2 separate regions of the Homo sapiens genome follow, and region 2 is linked to region 1. Evidence: chromatin contacts called from ENCODE Hi-C or POLR2A ChIA-PET data. All regions are on one chromosome and are shown on one strand. Each heading gives the region's core, a stretch centred on a gene start or an enhancer-like site at or near the end of the contact. The rest is flanking DNA. Distances are from core to core; before and after follow the strand shown. Region 1 holds the start of HOXA3 (homeobox A3). Region 2 has its middle 64 kb from the start of HOXA1.

The links. Hi-C counts contacts between places; a loop is a spot of excess contacts on that map. ChIA-PET counts read pairs that join two places held with the same protein, here RNA polymerase II (POLR2A). Pooled maps may share reads with other maps.
Region 2: a loop to region 1 is called in a pooled map, with 2.7 times the contacts of the local background. The contact joins the enhancer-like site here to the promoter of HOXA3 in region 1. A Hi-C loop is called at or near these places in 2 of 168 maps with a recorded cell type or tissue (CD4-positive, alpha-beta memory T cell and esophagus muscularis mucosa) and 6 of 50 pooled maps. POLR2A ChIA-PET finds 5 or more read pairs at or near these places in 1 of 52 experiments (Caco-2).

What each region holds. Positions count from the first base shown.
Region 1 is chr7:27,150,839-27,154,226 of GRCh38, reverse strand. It overlaps HOXA3 (homeobox A3), which reads left to right and starts at 1,644. Exons shown (of 6, transcript NM_153631.3): 1 at 1,644-1,939. It overlaps HOXA7 (homeobox A7), which reads left to right. Exons shown (of 2, transcript NM_006896.4): 2 at 1-511. It overlaps HOXA-AS3 (HOXA cluster antisense RNA 3), which reads right to left. Exons shown (of 3, transcript NR_038832.1): 2 at 2,546-2,652; 3 at 1-1,933.
Region 2 is chr7:27,029,969-27,033,356 of GRCh38, reverse strand. No RefSeq gene overlaps it. Among named protein-coding and RNA genes, the nearest start is that of HOXA1, 64 kb to the left of the region's middle. RefSeq lists an enhancer at 2,364-3,069. Within about 2 kb of position 1,701, at least 6 of the 41 ENCODE cell types and tissues checked have a DNase peak (open chromatin) inside an H3K27ac peak, as active enhancers do.

The DNA.
Region 1 (3,388 bases), core at 395-2,894:
AATCCCTCCTTCTCTGGCTTGGCACCCACAGCTCAGGCCCATCAACCCCCACTTCTGGAGGGGAATGTTCCTGAGCTGGCTGCAGATCTGTGGGTTAGCTTCTGCTTAGCAGGACTGTGGAGATGCTTCCAGCTTCGCTGTCCTTTCCTCTGGCTCCTGTATCTTACTGTTCAGCTGTGTTAAATATGTACGCCCTGATGTTTCCTATAATAGCAGATACTGTATATTTGAACAAGATTTTTTTTTATCATTTCTATAGTCTTGGAGTTCATTTGTAAGGCAGTGTCTTGACTTGGAAAGGATGTGTTAATGGGGTGACTTTGTAGCATGGTATGTTGTCTTGAGTTAACTGTAGTGGGTGGGGAGGTCCAATGCCCTCCGCAATGCCCTTCATCTCCTGTGTTGTCCTGTACCCTGCTCAGCTCCATCCTGGGGTTCAGGGAAGGCACACTTCCCAGCCCAGCTGTGTTTTATGTAACCGAAAATAAAGATGCGTGGTGACAAAGAAAAATGTGGACTGCCTTATCCAGAGGGGACTGGGAAAGGGGAGGTGAGTATGGCTGGAGGGCAGGGGGCAGTGGGGAAGCAAAAGTGGGGTGGCTGTCCTTGTGATGGTCCAAGTGTTGGGTACCCATGTATTGGTGTCATGTATCTTTTTAATGTATTTTTATGTGTGTATTTGTATGAGTATGTGCTTATTTTTCTGTGTATGTATTTCTGTGTGTGTGTTTTTACCTAATTCCACAATTGTATATATTTTGGTGTCCATAATTGGGTGCATGTGTTTTTGTGTGTCCATAATTGCATGTCATTCTGTGCCCACAATAGAGTGTATGCCCTTCCCTGTGTGCATAATTGTATATGTGCCTTTATCCGTGTAGAGACGTTTGTCTGGTTTTTGCGTGTGCACTAACATCTTCTAGATCCCTTGAAAACGGAATCTTTGGTAGATACGTTATATTCTATGAATCTACCTAAAAACCTCCATCAATTCCATGAGGAAATTTCAAATCCACACTTTCCTCTAAGGCTGAGCAGTGGGCTTGGAAAGGGGCATTACCCAGAGCTGATTCCGGATTCGCATGCGCCCTGAACCCAGCCCCAGGCTAGGAAATGGGATTTAAGGTCCCCACCCCGCCTGCAGACCAGGCGAGGGGGCCCCAGGGTCCGGCACTGCAGTAGGTGGCGCGGGGAGGGGCTAGGACCGCAGACCCCCGCTAGGCTACGCAGCCTGGGCAGGGGCTGGGGCAGCTGGATGCGGGGAAGGGGCGAGGGGTGAAGGTCCAGGGGTTGTGCGGGCAGCTCAGAGCATCCTGAGTTCCGCCTGCAAGACCTCGTCTCCAGTCTCCTGCCTGGGCTGGGCCCGCTTCTTATGGCTCTTTTAGTAAAACCTGGCCCAAAAGGGTCTGTAAAACCTGAGGCCCCAAGTCGGGGCGGCCTCGGTGGTAAGATGGCGCCGGTGTAAGAGCTGCCTCCTCTCAGTGATGGGGAAAGGGTCATAAATCCGTTGTTGTTTATGAAAATTTACAACTTTGCAATACAACTTTATGAGTTGTTCGGCCCTTCCATTGGCCGCTGTCGGTCATGTGGATGAGAACCGTGAACATGAACTTTTTTATAATTTCCCTTGCGAGAATAGAGCCGCATTCTTTTGCTCCGCTCCGTCCTGCCTGCTTCGGAGCTCTGCCTTCCAGCCGGGCTCGGCTGTGCTTTGTCCGGAGATGGCGAGCGAAGGGAAGCCCCGGCCAGGCCAGGCCTGGCGGCTCCCGCTGGAGATTGGGCGCGCTCCGTTCCCGGCGCCGCGGCAGCAGCTTTGCAACTCGCAACCTGGCTAATTTCCTGCGTCCTCTGGCACCAGGAAAGAGGACAATTCTTCTCTCGGGCTGCCCAAGCGACAGCTGTCAGAGGGGCAGGAGCTTCTGGGAGCCACCGTCTGAAGGTGAGACATGTGGGGAGGAGATAGGAGCAAAGGTGGTGAGGCGACAGCCGGCGGCGGTAGCGGTGGGAGAGGGCACCCAGGGAGGCTTTAAGAGGGGCATACTCCCCCTTACCCATACTCACCCATTCACACTTGCCCCCATCACACACTACAGCCCACACACGTCACACACACAGGCACACACGCGCGCACGCACACACACACACACACCACTCCCTTTCTCTCCCCTCCCTGGCTCGCCTTGGCAGTAAGTGCCCGCCTTCCTTCGGCCCTCCGTGGCACAGCGCCAAGGCACAGGGCAGCATCCCTTGGGTCGTCTCTCTCCCCTTCCCTAGCGACCCCGTGAAGCCCAAAAGGAAGTGGCCCGGCACACTGTGTTCCCCGCCAGCCCTTTGGGTTTGGATTTTTGTGTTTTCATTCATGGCCCTATTTGGTTTTGTTGGATTCCCCAACAAGAGGAGACCATCCTTGACCTGGGAAGGTGGGAAGAGGTGAGGGCAAAGTGCATTAATCCACAGGCATTTTATTAGCATCAGCACAGCACTTTCTACTCCGTGGGAATTGGTTTCAGAGAGAAAGGTAGAAGGGGGAAACAGAAAAACTTACTAATTCAGCCAGAGTTCTCCGCTCGTTGCCGGCTTCCCTTCGCCCGGTTTTTCGATGAGAGAGGTGTCTGAAGCGCTGGGAGGGGGAATAGGTGCGTGGGTGGAATTCTGTGTTGGAGGAGAGGATGGGATTAATTGGGTGTTACTTGGTGGGAAGTTTCGGTGCAGAGGACATAATGCTGTTAGCGCGCGTGGCAGGGTCCCGCAGCTAAGGTTGAAGGAAGGACGCAAACCGAGTCTGGGCGATAGGGGGACCCCCCAATCCACCTTGGCGCAACGGACTGGCGACCGCACTCCCCACCTTCCGCGAGCGGGGAGAGGATGGTGGAGCTGCCCGGGAGGAAGCGCAGAGCGTGCTGCTGGCGGTGGCTTTGCGTAGCGCGGTGGCTCGAACTGTAGCTCGGCCTAAGTGCACATCAGACCAGATTTGCCCCGAGAACTCCTCGGACAGCGACAAGAAAAGAGTCCGAGGTTCTTTTTGTTTGTTTTTTGTTTGGGTTGTTGTTTCCCCAACTTGAGACAATATCTTGGTATGGATTCGATAAATAGGAAGGGGCTGTGGATGTTTAGGACGTTAGCCCGTGCTCTGCGTGCGCTCGGGGCGGATAAAGCGGCGCATTTGCATCCTAGGTCCGCCGCCTTCCTGACTGCGGCTGCCGCGGGCCGATTATTTATTGCGACCGTGCTGGCGCTCGCTGCTGCCACGCCGTGGCCGTCGCCGGGACCGGCGCCAGCTGCAGCCCGCCTCTTGCAGCCTGGCGCGACTGCTGTACTGGCCCCTCAGAGATTTCCCAGCAAGCAGGGTAGAGGGGGACGCAAGGGGACCTGGGGGGCGATCACCCAG
Region 2 (3,388 bases), core at 452-2,951, 120 kb after region 1:
CACTTATTTTCTTGGACTGTGGTAGAAGGATTTTGCTAAAAATATTGTTTCATCCTATCCTGTTACTGGCTTTCAGTAAATCACAAAGTGTTCACTTGTAATACTTTTCTTTAAAAATAAACATCCCAGGATTGTTTTCATCCTTTTTATTAATTAACCCCTAAGCATGGTGCTAAAATACTGGGCTTGTTTTTTTTGTACTGCATGACCAAACTCCTATATTTTGAACCACTTAAACACTTCTCATGAGAGCCAGACATCCCTAGTAGTGTGTGCTCACAATAGCTAATGGCTTAACAAGCACTGTCAGGCAGCCTCACATTTCAGCTGCTCGTTTTGCTGAAGGCAGATAATTTATGCTACATCCCACAGCACAGACCAAGTACATAAAACCAGAGAGGAATGTTAATGGAAAAAATTACAAATTCTTAAAGTGACAGGGCTTTTATAGTTAACTCTTTTAATCAGTTTGCAGTGTTATCAGGTTATGTGAAAGTTTGAATGAAATATGGAAAATGATAAATGAAAGAAGTTTGTAAAAGGCAACAAATACAGTATATTTGATTTAAAACATAGGGCAGTGTTTGGCACATAGTAGGCATTCAGAAATGTTTTTTGAATGAATAAGTGAGTGGGTGTATTTTTAATTTCTGATGTACTTAATATACATTTTATTTTGTTACTACTAAATTTTACTGAACTGGCAAACTTTTTAAATATGTGGAATGAATTGTAAGACTGATAAATCTTTAAGCAAATGTAGTTTAATTTTTGCTAGAATTTTTTGAGACATTTGCCTTATTTTATGGCTATGACTTAATTATAAATATGGGCAGAATATTAATCATAGCTGTCAGACAATTCAGATTTTTCAATTACCTCAGATAAATTTTCTGCTTAGTTTAGTTAGAGCACAATAGTAAGAGCAAGATTGTAGGGTGGACCAATCTAAAAGTGTTATGATACCCTGGGTAAATTAGTTCTTCCTAGGAAAGACTGACACATTTTCTTCAAATAGAAAAGTTACTTCTGGTAAGAGCAAGAACTGATTCTCAAAAAACACTATATTTTACTTTCTCTGTTCAGAGAGTTAGGCTTTCAATTTGGTTAACAAATAGCCCTCTGATTTTTTTTTTGTAATAAAGGAAACAGTACCTACTAATTATTAAGTACTTTTCATTGGTAGTGACTGTACTAAGGCCTGTACTGAGACAGGCATTGCCTCATTTATTTTTATCCTTACTCCAACATTATGAGGTATATACTATTATCATCCTCATTTTACAAATGTGGAACAGAGGCATAAAGCCAAGGGCACAGAGCTATTAATAGATGGAGCTGGAATCCAAATAGAGCTCTGATTCTAGTATTTAGTGACTGAGTATTTAGTCATTGTCTTTCTACGTGTATGTTTAACTTATCTAAAATAGTTCATAAGGTTTCATTTGAAACTTATCTCACTTGCCAGTGAATGTGCTACTGTTTGATGCTACAGAAACATTTTCACTTTCTTTCACTTTTAACTTCCTGTTCTCTAGGCCTTAGGAACTAGGTAACCTAATAAACTTGCCTTTTGAAACAATACTGAAATAGCCAGCATTTATTGGCTGCTCACTTTGTACCAGGCACTTCCTAATTGTTTTACAAGCATCTTATTCATTACAACATTCTTCTACTATTCGCCCCTATTTTACAGATCAAAAAATGAAGCTTAGTCAGGTTAAGCAACTTTGCTACCAAAGTTAGGAAATGTTGCTACTAAAGTTAAGCAATTTAGCAAAATTAAGCAACCCTAAATCACATAGGTTAAGTAAGTAAGTAGTGGATTTGGGATTTGAACTCAGGTTGTTTGACTGACAGTTGGCTTACTTAACCACCCTGTTCTACTGCCCTTTTTTTTTTTTTTTTTGAGATGGAGTCTCACTCTGTCGCCTGGGCTGGAGTGCAGTGGCGCGACCTCAGCTCACTGCAACCTCCACCTTCTGGGTTCAAGCGATTCTCCTGCCTCAGCTGCCGAGTAGATGGGATTACAGGCGCCCACCACCATACCCAGCTAATTTTTGTGTATTTTTAGTAGAGGCGGGGTTTCACCATGTTGGCTAGGCTGGTTTTGAACTCCTGACCTCAGGTGATCCGCCCTCCTTGGCCTCCCAAAGTGCTAGGGTTACAGGCGTGAGCCACTGCGCCCGGCCTTCTACTGCCTTCTTAAATTAAGTAGTGGGCCTGTCTCTGAGCAGATTCAGACACCACTTCCCCTCCCTTGTAAAGCACGCCTCTCACTGACATTCCCAGTCCACCAAGTGAGAAGCCTGCAAAACTCAGACTCCCATAGAACATTGCTCTGAGACCTATCAGGCCTGCACATGTTGGAATGTTCCGTATAGATTTTGTGATTCCTCATGGTTAGAACATTGACAGCCTTCAAGATTCCCCTAAGGGAGGACAAACTTTTTTCTGACATGTGAGCCACTCTCTGGTTACAGATGGAGGGCGTGGACTGCATCTGTCTTGGGGCTGCTTCTCTCTCTCACTTACCAGCTGAAATGCCCCAAACACTTGCCTGCTTATTTTTGTTCTTGCACTGTTTCCCACAGTTTTTTTTTTTCCTTACGGCGAAGCACAGATCTTTCTGTTTCATGTGGCACCAGCTGTCTGGTTTGCTCCCTCTGTACCTGTTACCACCAGCTGGAGCAAATGGGAAAGAATACATTTGGTAGAATGGGGCTGACCCATGAGGCCTACCTCTGTTAGCTCAGTGGGTACCCTCCACAGGGGAAACAGTGTGAGTTTTTGTAATGTTGCTACTCTCCCTGGGAGGTCTTTTAAGGGCTGAGTACCTAAAGATGTTTTTCTATCAGACTTTTTTTCCCTCCGCCCCCCGCCTAGGTTCCATCTTGCATTCCACTGCTAAATCAGATTAACACCAAAAAAACTAATACCCGATGGGATGTTACAGTTTACAACAGATTTTATATTCATTCTCTCATTTAACCCTTACAACCACCTGGTGGTAAGTATAATACATATATTTAGGTATGAGAAAACTGGCTTAGCTGGTGGTTGAGGTGGCTCATGCTTGTAATCCCAGCATTTTGGGAGGCTGAGGCAGAGGGATCACTTGAGCCCAGGAGTTTGAAAACAGCCTGGGCAACATAGGAGATCCTATCTCTATAAAAGAAAAAGAATTTAACAAAAAAGAAGAGAAAACTGGCATAGAGTAGTTAAGTAATTTGCCCAAGATCATGCAGCCCAATATACTTTTGCCAGGGAATCCCTGTTCCTTTCTGCTATCTGATACTATAGCAGCTTTTTCTCTTTTTTTTCTTTTCTTTTCTTTTCTTTTCTCTTCTCTTCTCTTTTCTTTTCTTGTTTTTTGAGACGGAGTCTC